Regions from separate parts of the Mus musculus genome. Here all the other regions are linked to region 4. The links are chromatin contacts, found by POLR2A ChIA-PET in ENCODE. All regions are on one chromosome and are shown on one strand. The core of a region is the stretch at or near the end of the contact, and the rest is flanking DNA. Distances in the headings are between cores, read along the strand shown. Region 1 holds the start of Gnai3 (guanine nucleotide binding protein (G protein), alpha inhibiting 3). Region 2 holds the start of Amigo1 (adhesion molecule with Ig like domain 1). Region 3 holds the start of Psrc1 (proline/serine-rich coiled-coil 1). Region 4 holds the start of Psma5 (proteasome subunit alpha 5).

Region 1 (2,700 bases), core at 197-2,696, 110 kb before region 4:
CCTCTGGAGCTCTACAAAGTGAAATTAGTGCTCTAAAGTGACCTTTCGGGACGGTATTTATCTAAAAAGCTCTGCTGCTTCCAGAACCTGTGACTTATTCGTAATGATTCTCATCTAACAGATTCCTCAAAGATATAAATAATGAATACAGCTGGATTTACTGGTAAGCTAATGCGAGAGAAGTTTATATGATTTACTGGGCCTATCAAAGTTTAAAACGAAATTATCCTGACTGAAACATGTCTGACTAGAGATAAAAAAGCCCACTTGAGTATAAGACAACACGGTGTTTGTAGTCTGAAAGCCAATACATACTTTTATTTTGAAAAACCCAATTAAAAAAAAAAATCAACCCCTCCCAAATAGATCACAATCTCTACAATAAATCTGCCCCAGTCCATATGTTATCCTCTACTATTCCCGACACACATGGTCCCACTGTCCTCTACCCCAAACCTCAAAAATGGCATTCTTTCAATTTCCTCAGCTCACACCATCCCTAGCCCTTTAATTTAAAAAAGGAATCACGGAAGCTCAAGAGAATTTAAAAAAAAAAAAGAGAGAGAGAGAGATTTTAAAAAAAAGTTGAAAAAAGTATTAGTGGCCTCTGCACCCAAGGTCTTTTCTTTTATACCTAAGAACCTGTCATTTATTTCAACCGCCTCCTGGGTGTTCCTGGACAACCCACCTCACTAACAGCACAAAAAGACTTGCGAGCAAGTTCTTTATGTGACCCTCTCTGTACTAGCTTCGCTATTTAATCATTCAATCCTTCCAGCTTTATCCTGACATCAAGTATCAAACTCACACAAACCCTAGACAGGCCCCACCAGACACCATACACTATCCTCCTCAACACGTTCCAGCCCAGTGTGAACCCTCCCTAATTTCGGTCCCTCCCTTTAAGAGCCGTGCCCGGATTCCCAGCACAGTCTCGGGGCTCCAAACTCCCCAACTCTACTAAGTACCATCCCAGCCGGGTTACACCCTCTCCAACCTGAAATCCCCACGCCTTCCGGGGCCTCAGTCGCCAAGCCCAGTACCCGCCCCATTGCTGGGCATCCCCTCCTTGTCCCTTTGGGGTCCTCTCTGCCGGCCTTGGCCAGACCCCGATCAGCTCCGGCTGCTCCCGGGGCCGGGCTCTCCGGCTCCAGCGCTCCAGCTCCGCCCCCAGCCCCTCACCGAGCAGCAGCAGCTTCACTTCTTTGGCCGCTTTCTCCCCGTCCTCCCGCAAGTTGCGGTCGATCATCTTGCTCCGCTCCACCGCCGCCTTGTCCTCGGCGCTCAACGTGCAGCCCATGGCGGCGGCGGGAGAGGGGACCGGGCCCGGGCTCACTCACACACACCGCGGGAATCGCCACACACCGGCGGAGACGGGTCTTCTGCTGGGCGGTGGCCTTCTCCGTCAGCTCCCCTAGCTCCCGGAAGAACCGGATGTGTGCTGTTTACGACACTTCCGGCGACGCCCAGCGGCCGTTACTACTTAGAGCGCTGTGCCAGTGGGAGGCGGAGGTGGTACGGAGAGCGGAAGTTCCCTGGTACCTGACTGTCCCCGTGGAGTGATGGCGAGCCTTCGCTCCGCACCTCCCAGCCTTAATACCCTTTTACTTCTCCGGCTCCTGGACTTGGATTCCAAGTGTAGAAAAAGCGGGACTTCCAGCACGTGGTGTGCTCTGGAGGTTTGGCGGTGAGGATCAGATTCTCAAATGAGAGCTCACAGTCCTCTGGGAATTGCTGTTGGGAAAAGCCTCCCTCTCCAGAAAACAAACAAACAAAAAAACCTTTTTTCCTTTTCATCTGTGATTTGGAGCCCAGGTCTCTGTCCAGAGCCGCGTGTTGGGCACTTCAGCCAAAGTTCCCTCCGTCTGATCCTTGAGCTGCCCAGCCTGGATGTTCACCCATTCCTCTGGCTACACCCATTATGCCAAGTATATATTAGTCCTTCTGCTACAACGTATGGATTTCTGTGAGCTGTACATATGCCTGGCACTCCTATGTTGGCAAAGGATCACTCGACCGCATCAAGTAATAGAGAGTGAAAAATAGGTAGTAAGTATTAGAATATGAAACTAGGTGTAATTCATTTATAATATTTCCACGCTTCCCTTTCTTCCAGGTAAACCTGAGGACTTAGTTCCATACCCAGAAATAAACGAGCTAATCTCTAATCTAACAAGAGTTCCTCTGTGATAGCCACAGAAAGGGGGAAGTTTGGTAAAAGTTGTCTTTCTACTATCTCCTGAATATTGGCTCTGTGAAGAATATCCTAAAGTCCCTACTAAATAGACCCACAATGACTCAACACCCGTTTTAAGAAGGGGCATTTTTTTACAGCCATTGAAACATTTCCCTGGAATTTAAAACATTTCTCTAGTAGGAGGTAACTTAAGCTACAAATTCCCAAGAGAAAGGTCTATAGTGAAAATTAATTAATTAGAACCATCTAATTAGATTAACCTCGTCCACGTCACCCATAATGCTTGTCAATTCCAAGTCTGGAAAGTCTCCCACTCATTTCCAAAAGAAACTGCTTTTCCTTTCTGATCACTTCTAGGGGGGAAAGGGTCAAGAGGAAAGGGGGAAACACAACATTATTGAGTACCTTTTTGCCAGGTAGGCACTTCCATGTCTCATCTCTTAATCCTCACAACAACCCTGTGAGGTAGGTAATATTAATCCCCATTGTCGCCAATGAGAAAA
Region 2 (2,700 bases), core at 64-2,563, 71 kb before region 4:
ACCCTCTGTGAAAGCTGACCCTCCCGTCCCAGTCAAGTTTTCTGATGACCGAGCTTCCACGTGGCATGTGCCTGTAACTGAGAAATACCCTAGCATCTCTAGCCAACAGAAATTGTGTTTCACAGCCATTGATTTCCTGATTCCTCTTTCCTTCTCCTCCAAAAAGGACTACTCACCCTTCTCGACTTTTCACCATGCCTGGATTAAACAGGAAAGAGGAAAAAAAAAAATCTTTCCAGATCATGCATAAGTTTAATGTGCTAATACCCCTAGAAGAGATAATACAGTCACTTAAATTCACAGTAAAACATGGGAGAGATCTAGCTTTTTTCTTTTTTAAACTCTTAGCAAGCTAATTTGTTGAGAGGTTAATTTCAGGTGTGGTCTTGCTACTGTAAAAGACTGGAAAGAAAAACTTGCTAATTTCTCCCTCTGTGCCCAGTATCTCAAGAATGAATTCTTGGATGACATGGTCTTGGTCATTCCTGGGCCTTGCCCCCAATCATCAATTTTCATACTTTGATTAACAGCTTCTTTGTGCTTAGGGAGGCCATCTTACAGAAACCATCTTACAGAAAACACCTCAACGCCCACCACTGGTCTTCACCTTTGAGAATTAATAGAGAAAGTATCAAGATCTGACAACCAGGAAGTGCAGGTACTGCTTCGGGAAGAAGATAAATGGGAGAGCTGGATAGGACGGGAAGTGGGGAGGCAAGGTGGGTTGTCTGTGGAAGGACACGCCTCCCAAGCCCAGTCGTGACTAGCAAGCTTGCAGGCTAAGCAGCTGTGTTCTTCTATGGTACTCCAAGAAGTATAGACTAGTGACATCAAAAGTAGAGAGGGAAGAACAAAAACAAAAACAAAAAAGCAAAATAAAGCTCTTCTCCCAAATTTTAGTGACTTCACAGCTGCGCAGAGAAAGCAGAAGGAACGAAAAAAAAAAAAAAAAAAAACGTGACTAATGAATTTCCCGCCAACACTGACAGCGGGAGGCGAGCCAGATTTCTTTAATTTGGAAAATTAAAAGACGCGTGCCGCTTCTTGTCCCAGAGTCAGTTCACTGGTTCCAGCGAACTCACTACTCTTAGACTTACTTTTCCCGACAGGGGGTTTGGGTAGGAGGAACGTTACTGGGGCATGAAGAGAATGGAGAAAGGGAGGCTAGGGAAGAGAGGCGCTTTGAGGGGCCACGCTCGCTAGCTCTGGGCCCAGCCCGGGATGGCAGAGGAAATGACCCCCGACTGCAGCCGGCAGCCCGCGCGTCCGCCGGGAGCCGGAGACAAACACACGCACGTGCGCCCCGCCCCCGCCGCGCGCACGCGCCCGGAGGCTCCGGCGGCGGCGGCGGCGGGCGGCGGCGGGCGGGCGGGCGCGCGCGCGGTGCTCGCTGCCCCCACGCTGCTCCCTCGGCTGGGATCGCGGCGTCTCCCGCTCGCCGCACTGCTTCTCGCCTGGCCCGTGGCTCCGGAGGCGGCAGTCGTGCCAGGTGGGCTCGGGTGGACGGGCGCGGCGGTCCGGGCGCGGCGGCGGCGCGGGTGGACAGCGCGGAACCCAGCAAGTTCCTCGCAGGCGATGTCGCCGGGCGCGGGCCCCTACGTACGCTGGGCGCTGTGACAGGCCGGCCGGGGAGGCGCGGACGGGGGAGGCCGCGACGGAGCTCCTGGACTGGCCATGGGCTGAGACGCATCCTCGCCGAGCAGGTGCAGTGACCCGAGGGTCTAGGGAGGGAACCCGCGCCACAGGCCCCGGGAACCTTCGGCCCTTCTCAGCCTAGTACCCTGTTGACCTTCCCTGGGTTCCTCGGGAAAGGCCCTGATGACCCCGCCTCCAAACCCAGAGCTTGCAATCCCTGGTGACACCCCACCACTGCCACCACAGGGGACACGCTGTGTACACTCTCACTCTAGACCGGCGACCCCAGCCCACTGGGCCTTTGCGCCTATGCCTCTGATGTCCTAGTATTTTGAGCCCACAGCCTGCCTCACTGTGCCTGGGAACTACCCGGGATAGCTTACCCTCTCTGCTCACCAAAGGGTGGGAGAGGAAAGTGGGAGTGGTGGTCTTTCCCTCTTGAGTCTTTGGTGACTACAAACCCATCCTCTTTCTCCCAAGCCTGTAGTGAAAGTGACCCTTCCATACTCCACCAGAACATGCCGGGGTGACTCCCTCCCAGATCCTGTGGCCTTCCTCGCTCTTCCCAGTGACACTATGCAACCCCAGCGTGACCTGCGAGGCCTCTGGCTCCTGCTGCTCTCCGTGTTCCTGCTTCTCTTTGAGGTAGCCAGGGCCGGCCGATCTGTGGTTAGTTGTCCCGCCAACTGCCTGTGCGCCAGCAACATCCTCAGCTGCTCCAAGCAGCAGCTGCCCAATGTGCCCCAATCTTTGCCCAGCTACACAGCACTGCTGGACCTCAGCCACAACAACTTGAGCAGGCTGCGGGCCGAGTGGACCCCCACCCGGCTGACCAACCTGCACTCCCTGCTGCTGAGCCACAACCACCTGAACTTCATCTCCTCCGAGGCCTTCGTCCCCGTACCCAACCTTAGGTACTTGGACCTCTCCTCCAACCATCTTCACACGCTGGATGAGTTCCTGTTCAGCGACCTGCAGGCGCTGGAAGTGCTGTTGCTCTACAATAACCACATTGTGGTGGTGGACCGGAATGCCTTTGAGGACATGGCCCAGCTGCAGAAACTC
Region 3 (2,700 bases), core at 43-2,542, 130 kb after region 4:
TGCCTCTTCCCACTTCTATCCTCTAGCCCCTTCCCCCAAACCATCTGCAGTTAGGACAGAATTGCATACAGCTGGTTGAGAGGGACGGCTGCATACTCAGGTGAAGGTCCCGTGACCTTCTGTCCCACCTCCTCCTTCTATGACGGAAGGTAAACCGTCCACAGGCCCAGCTGTGATGGTCTTTCCGAAGCAGGCGCAACAGAACTCCTGAAGATGCTTGCAGATGTTTGCAGATGTCTCAGAGGATGGTCCTAGAGTAGAGTGGCACAGGCCTTTAGTCCCAGCACTTGGGAGGTAGGGGCAGGAGGGTCGGGACTTCAAGGTCATCCTTGGCTATATGGTGAATTCAAAGGCCAGCATGAGCTACACTAGTCTCTGTCTCAGAAAATAGCAAAAAACAAAGGGAAAAGAAACAGATGGTGTGTGTGTGTGTGTGTGTGTGTGTATCAGTGAATGGAGAGGAGTGGTCTGGTCATAGCCAGTCAACAACATTCACAACAGCAAAGGCTTCTTTCCAACCTGAAGCAAGCCTAGGGTAGAAGGTGGTAGTGACTGTGCTCTAAGGATGCGCCAGACCATGCTATTTGCTGAACTTTTACAGGCCCACCATTAAAGTGCACACATCTCCAGCATCCTGGCGAAGAAATAAATTCTTCACACGAACAAGATCTTTAGCAATAGGTAATCCTTTTGCACTTAGGGAGCACAGCTCTGACATCTTTTATTATTATTACTACTTACTGTTTGCCTGGAAGAATGACTTCTTTGTTATTTATTTAAACTCTTAAATAGCTGCTCATACTCATCGTTTGGGGGTTGGGGTTGAAGCAGGAAGAAAAAAATGCCAGATATCTCAGAGAAGTGGCCTTATGCTAAATGAAGAAATCTTGTGGCTCCAGTGCTGGAGAGATGGTCTATTTGGTGGTCTCTGCAAGTACGCGAGAAACCCAGCAAGGAAACCCAGTCTCAGATGCTGGAATCCAGGAGGTGGGGGAAGAGGCGGGGCTCCAAGCCTACATTGGTTCGACAGTTCTCCCCTTGTCTGACTCGCGGTTAGAAGGAGGCGCTCCGGTACACGCCACCGCGCACTCACGGCTCCTCCCGCCGTTCCGCTGTAGCCCCCTACCCTTTTTGGGAAGTGCCCTTTGGTCCAAGGGACAATCTTCTCCGGCTGACATCCCGACTGCTCCCGACTCAGCCCTGCCCCCTTGGACTCACCAATCGCTGTGCGTTTGTGGCGGGACTGGGTGGAGCCTAAGAAATTCGAACGAAGCTCCGCCCCTCGGGAGCCCTTTCCCGGGAACTGGGAGATTGTAGAAGAAAAGCTTCCTGCGTAGACTGTGAAGCGAGGTGGGGAGTGGAAACCGAGTGTGCGCTGGAGGTGTGGCGGGGATGTGGTGCCGCGGAGTGGAAAATGGGTGGGGTAGGGGGGGAGCGAAATTTCGGATAATAGTAAGGATGGAGGTGAAGACTGACCGACTGAGGAGAGGCCAGGGCGCAAGTTGGCGGATTGCACATCAGGTGTCGAGCTTTCTGCACCTTTCCCTAATATAACGGACTAGTTTCAGGGACACGTGCTGATCCTGCTTTACCACCACCATGCCTCTTCACCCCAGCTAATGCACTCCGAGTCTTGATGGGGCCCTAAGGCAGGATGATAGACACCTGAGGTAGGCATGTTTTCTTTCAGGTCTAAGCCGACTCGCTTATGCTGGCTGAGCATGGAGGATCTGAAAGAGGGTAAGGAAGCCATGGAGGGAGGAACGGGCCCCTGAGAGTCTGTCTGTCAAGAACTGATAGCTGGCATTTATTCTTCTCATCCCTTCAGATATCAAGTTCATTGTGGACGAGACCTTGGACTTCGGAGGGCTGTCTCCATCTGACAGGTACCAGCCTATTTATCCATTTATTATTTTCCTCCGGCAATACATCTGTAACCCTTTACTGCTAACTTATGGGCCTCTAGAACCGTGGTTGGTAATCTAGCAGAGTATGGTACCCTCTGATGGCAGTAGTCTGGTAGAATTGGGCCTCTAGAACACATGCTGGTGAGAACAGAGAAGCTGTAGGGAAATTTAGGGGTAAATGTAAATGAAAGATGAATGTCCCTGGGCATGTTGAGGCATGCCCTGCAAACCACCCCCACACTCCTAGGATAGACTAGAGTGCAGAGAGGGGGAGGGAGAGAGGGAAAGAGAGACAGAGAGAGAGAGAGAGAAGGCAGGAGGGATTTTGAATTTGAGATCATTCTGTGCTATAGAGTTGAGACATTGTCTCAGAAAATGGGAGTAGAACTAAGTTTTCCTCACCTAAAAGCAGTTCTCATGGCCAAAATGGAGTCAGGGTTGGGGATTGTCCCCGACTCGCCGACAGGAATGCCTTCTGCTAGCTGTTGTCCAGCATGGTGCCATATTTGTTTTTCAGTCATGAGGAAGAAGACATAACAGTATTAGTGAGTCCAGAGAAACCACTTCGACGGGGCCTCGCCCATCGGAGTAACCCAAATGAAGTAGCTCCCGCCCTCCAGGGTGTGCGGTTTAGCTTGGGCCCGCTCAGCCCAGAGAAGCTGGAAGAGATTCTTGATGAAGCCAACCGCCTGGCGGCTCAGCTGGAGGAGTGTGCCCTGAAAGATCGGGAGAGGGCTGGTACAGGCCCTGGAAGGCCCAGCCCCAGAGGGAAACCCAGTCCTCGGCGGGAGAC
Region 4 (2,700 bases), core at 76-2,575:
TGCTGGGATTAAAGGAACTATCACACCCAACCCAGAATGGTATTTTTAAAAAGACTTTTCAATGTGTGTGTGTGTGTGTGTGTGTGTTTGTGTGTGTGTGTTATGTGTGACACATATATAGGGGCCAGCAGAGAGCAGAAAAAGGCAGTGGATCCCCTAGAGCTAGAATAAAGGGTAGTTATGTGCAGCCTGACTAGGACGCTGAGAACCAAATGTGGGCATCTAGAAGGGAATCAGGTGCTAAGCTATCTCTCCAGCCACCAGAATTATGTTTTGATATAGGTATATATCACGATTAAGTTAACTTTCACTAACATTTGCCTTTTTTGGTAGTGATTAAAATCTACCTTCTTAGAAAAATTTCAAGTGTAAGATATTAACTCTAGTCATCCTGGTGTATCATATATCTCCATTAGGTATTAATCTTACCTGAAACTTTGTACTCTGACCACCTCACACCCCACCCCCGCCAAGCCTGGGCAGAGGTTCATGCATGCTATGAAAGTACTCTGTCACCGAGTTACATTCCTAGAGAGTCAGGACTTCTTCTTTTTTTTTTTGTTTTTTTTGTTTGTTTTTAAAGATTTATTTATTTATTTTATGTAAGTACATCGTAGCTGTCTTCAGACACACCAGAAGAGGAAGTCAGATCTCATTCAGGATGGTTGTGAGCCACCATGTGGTTGCTGGGATTTGAACTCAGGACCTTCTGAAGAACAGCCAGTGCTCTTAACCCCTGAGCCATCTCTCCAGCCCGAGTCAGGACTTCTTAACCACCTAACTTTCTTTGATAAATGATTCATTTACAATGTTTCTTAAAAAAAAAAAAAGCTCAAGTTGCTCTTCTACCCTTAGGAAGAGAAAACAAGAAGCACATACACAAATTAAGGTCCTTAAAAGCAGTGACTAATCTGAAGCTCCGATACTGAACTCCAGGTCTGGGTCTGAAACTTGGATAGTTAGGGTGGTGGTGGTGATGTGTACGAATCCAGGAAAGACTTGATAAAATAATCGTACCTATGCAAGAAATTGAAAAACGTTCTTGCTGATTAGAACCTATCAACTTTTAAAACTTTTTTTTTCAACAAGCCCGGCTGGCAGAACTGCCGGGCACGCTGGTAGAGGCGCACACATTTCTCTACCCAAGTCAAAAAGTCCTCAGCAAACCTAGTTCCGGCTGCCACCGAGCCGGGAAGACAGCGAAGAGCTGGGCAGGCGAGCGCGAAGTAAGAGACCGGTGTCCCCCGGCTGCATTTACGCGAGCTGGCGAGACTTACGTCACGATTCCGACAACCCAGTCATCAGGCCAAGTCTTGCAGCCATCCAAAGCGCGGCGTGCTCACTCCTCGACGACGAGGTTCACTCTCACCGGTTGCCTCGAGTCCCAGCGCCCGTAGCAACCAAGGGTGACGGAAAGCGGAAGTGCTCTCTAGTTCCGCCTCCCTGTTAACCCAGGTCCGGTGAAGAAGCTTGTCAAGTCCAATCATCGCGGCGAGAATATCAATCAGCCAATAAAAGGGAAGCACGGGAGGGCGGGCTAAAAAGGTCGCGTGCGCACGCGCAGACGGCTGCAGGGTCCTTGGTGCTGTGGCGGTGTGGTTGATTAGGGTGCTGCTTTCAATCGTGTGGCCTTTGGGAACCCCGCGTAGCCACTGCCGCCTCCTTCTGTCCTCGCCATGTTCCTCACTCGGTCCGAGTACGACAGGTTCGTACGGCGGGAAGCAGCAGGGTCGAAATTTGGGTGGGCGGGCCTGGGGCCCGCGCCGCGGCCTGGGTTCTGCAGTGTCATGGGGCGCCCGGAGAACCTAAGTCTGGCGGGACCCGGGGAATCTGGTTCCCGAGGCGCCCGGCGAGATTCCCCAAGCTACACTGCAGCGGACCCGTTGCACTTGTCCCGCTGAGTCACCGCTAATCCTGACTCCCCGCGGAAGCGAGAGGCTGGGGCTGCTTGGGGCAGGCGGCGGAGAGGGATCGGGACCTTTAACCTGGAGTAGATTAGGGGGACACCAGCCTTGCGTCCGTCTTTTCAACCTAAGTCTGACTGCTTAGGAAAAAGAAAAGTGAAAGGAGTTTCCTTGAATAGAAGCTACCAGAGACTATTGGATGAGTTTGTAGGAATCCGTCCTGTGCTGTACATTTTAATCTTTTTTGAAGAGCGAAGGCAGTTTTCAGCTATGCTCGGATAAATATATTGCCTACAATCTGGTTTTGTGGGAACTTGAATGTACAGTGGTTCTCAGAAGAGTTTTAATACACTGATTCCATTTGACCAAAGTGTGTGTATGTGAGAGGAGGTTTGAAAGCAAGTTAATTTTAGTGTTGTGTTGAAAGCTAAATGTTTTGTAAAGTCAAAGCTGTGTGGTTGTGTTTATTAAAAGAGCAGACAACCTAAAAACTTTCAAGTCTCGAAAATGCTAACTAATACTGTCATAAATGCTGTAGATACTGTAACTTTCAGTTTCTGTTTTGAGCAGTTTTGCAAACCACTGGGTTCCTTTAAAAGTTAGGGAAAGCAGACATTTTCTTAGTTCCAGGTTACCACTGAGAAATTACTTTTCTTGGCAAGTATGTATTGAGCCTGTCAAAATATATATATGTCATTCCAGGTGCCACAATTTTGACAGGCTCAATACATACTTATATATACACATATATACATACATATTAATCTCCATCCTTTTGCTGACTCAGAAAATATCG

The links. ChIA-PET counts read pairs that join two places held with the same protein, here RNA polymerase II (POLR2A).
Region 1: POLR2A ChIA-PET joins it to region 4 with 34 read pairs in Patski. The contact joins the promoter of Gnai3 here to the promoter of Psma5 in region 4. POLR2A ChIA-PET finds 5 or more read pairs at or near these places in 3 of 5 experiments (Patski and embryonic stem cell).
Region 2: POLR2A ChIA-PET joins it to region 4 with 12 read pairs in Patski. The contact joins the promoter of Amigo1 here to the promoter of Psma5 in region 4. POLR2A ChIA-PET finds 5 or more read pairs at or near these places in 3 of 5 experiments (Patski and embryonic stem cell).
Region 3: POLR2A ChIA-PET joins it to region 4 with 30 read pairs in embryonic stem cell. The contact joins the promoter of Psrc1 here to the promoter of Psma5 in region 4. POLR2A ChIA-PET finds 5 or more read pairs at or near these places in 4 of 5 experiments (Patski and embryonic stem cell).

What each region holds. Positions count from the first base shown.
Region 1 is chr3:108,144,706-108,147,405 of GRCm38, forward strand. Gnai3 (guanine nucleotide binding protein (G protein), alpha inhibiting 3) reads right to left here and starts at 1,447. Exons shown (of 9, transcript NM_010306.3): 1 at 1,183-1,447. The coding sequence starts at 1,300.
Region 2 is chr3:108,184,976-108,187,675 of GRCm38, forward strand. Amigo1 (adhesion molecule with Ig like domain 1) reads left to right here and starts at 1,314. Exons shown (of 2, transcript NM_146137.3): 1 at 1,314-1,703; 2 at 2,116-2,700. The coding sequence starts at 2,212.
Region 3 is chr3:108,382,546-108,385,245 of GRCm38, forward strand. It overlaps Psrc1 (proline/serine-rich coiled-coil 1), which reads left to right and starts at 1,293. Exons shown (of 8, transcript NM_019976.3): 1 at 1,293-1,381; 2 at 1,691-1,740; 3 at 1,829-1,886; 4 at 2,425-2,700. The coding sequence starts at 1,722. Gm12522 (predicted gene 12522) reads right to left here and starts at 1,196. Exons shown (of 3, transcript NR_040560.1): 1 at 742-1,196; 2 at 1-251.
Region 4 is chr3:108,255,601-108,258,300 of GRCm38, forward strand. It overlaps Psma5 (proteasome subunit alpha 5), which reads left to right and starts at 1,326. Exons shown (of 9, transcript NM_011967.3): 1 at 1,326-1,705. The coding sequence starts at 1,677.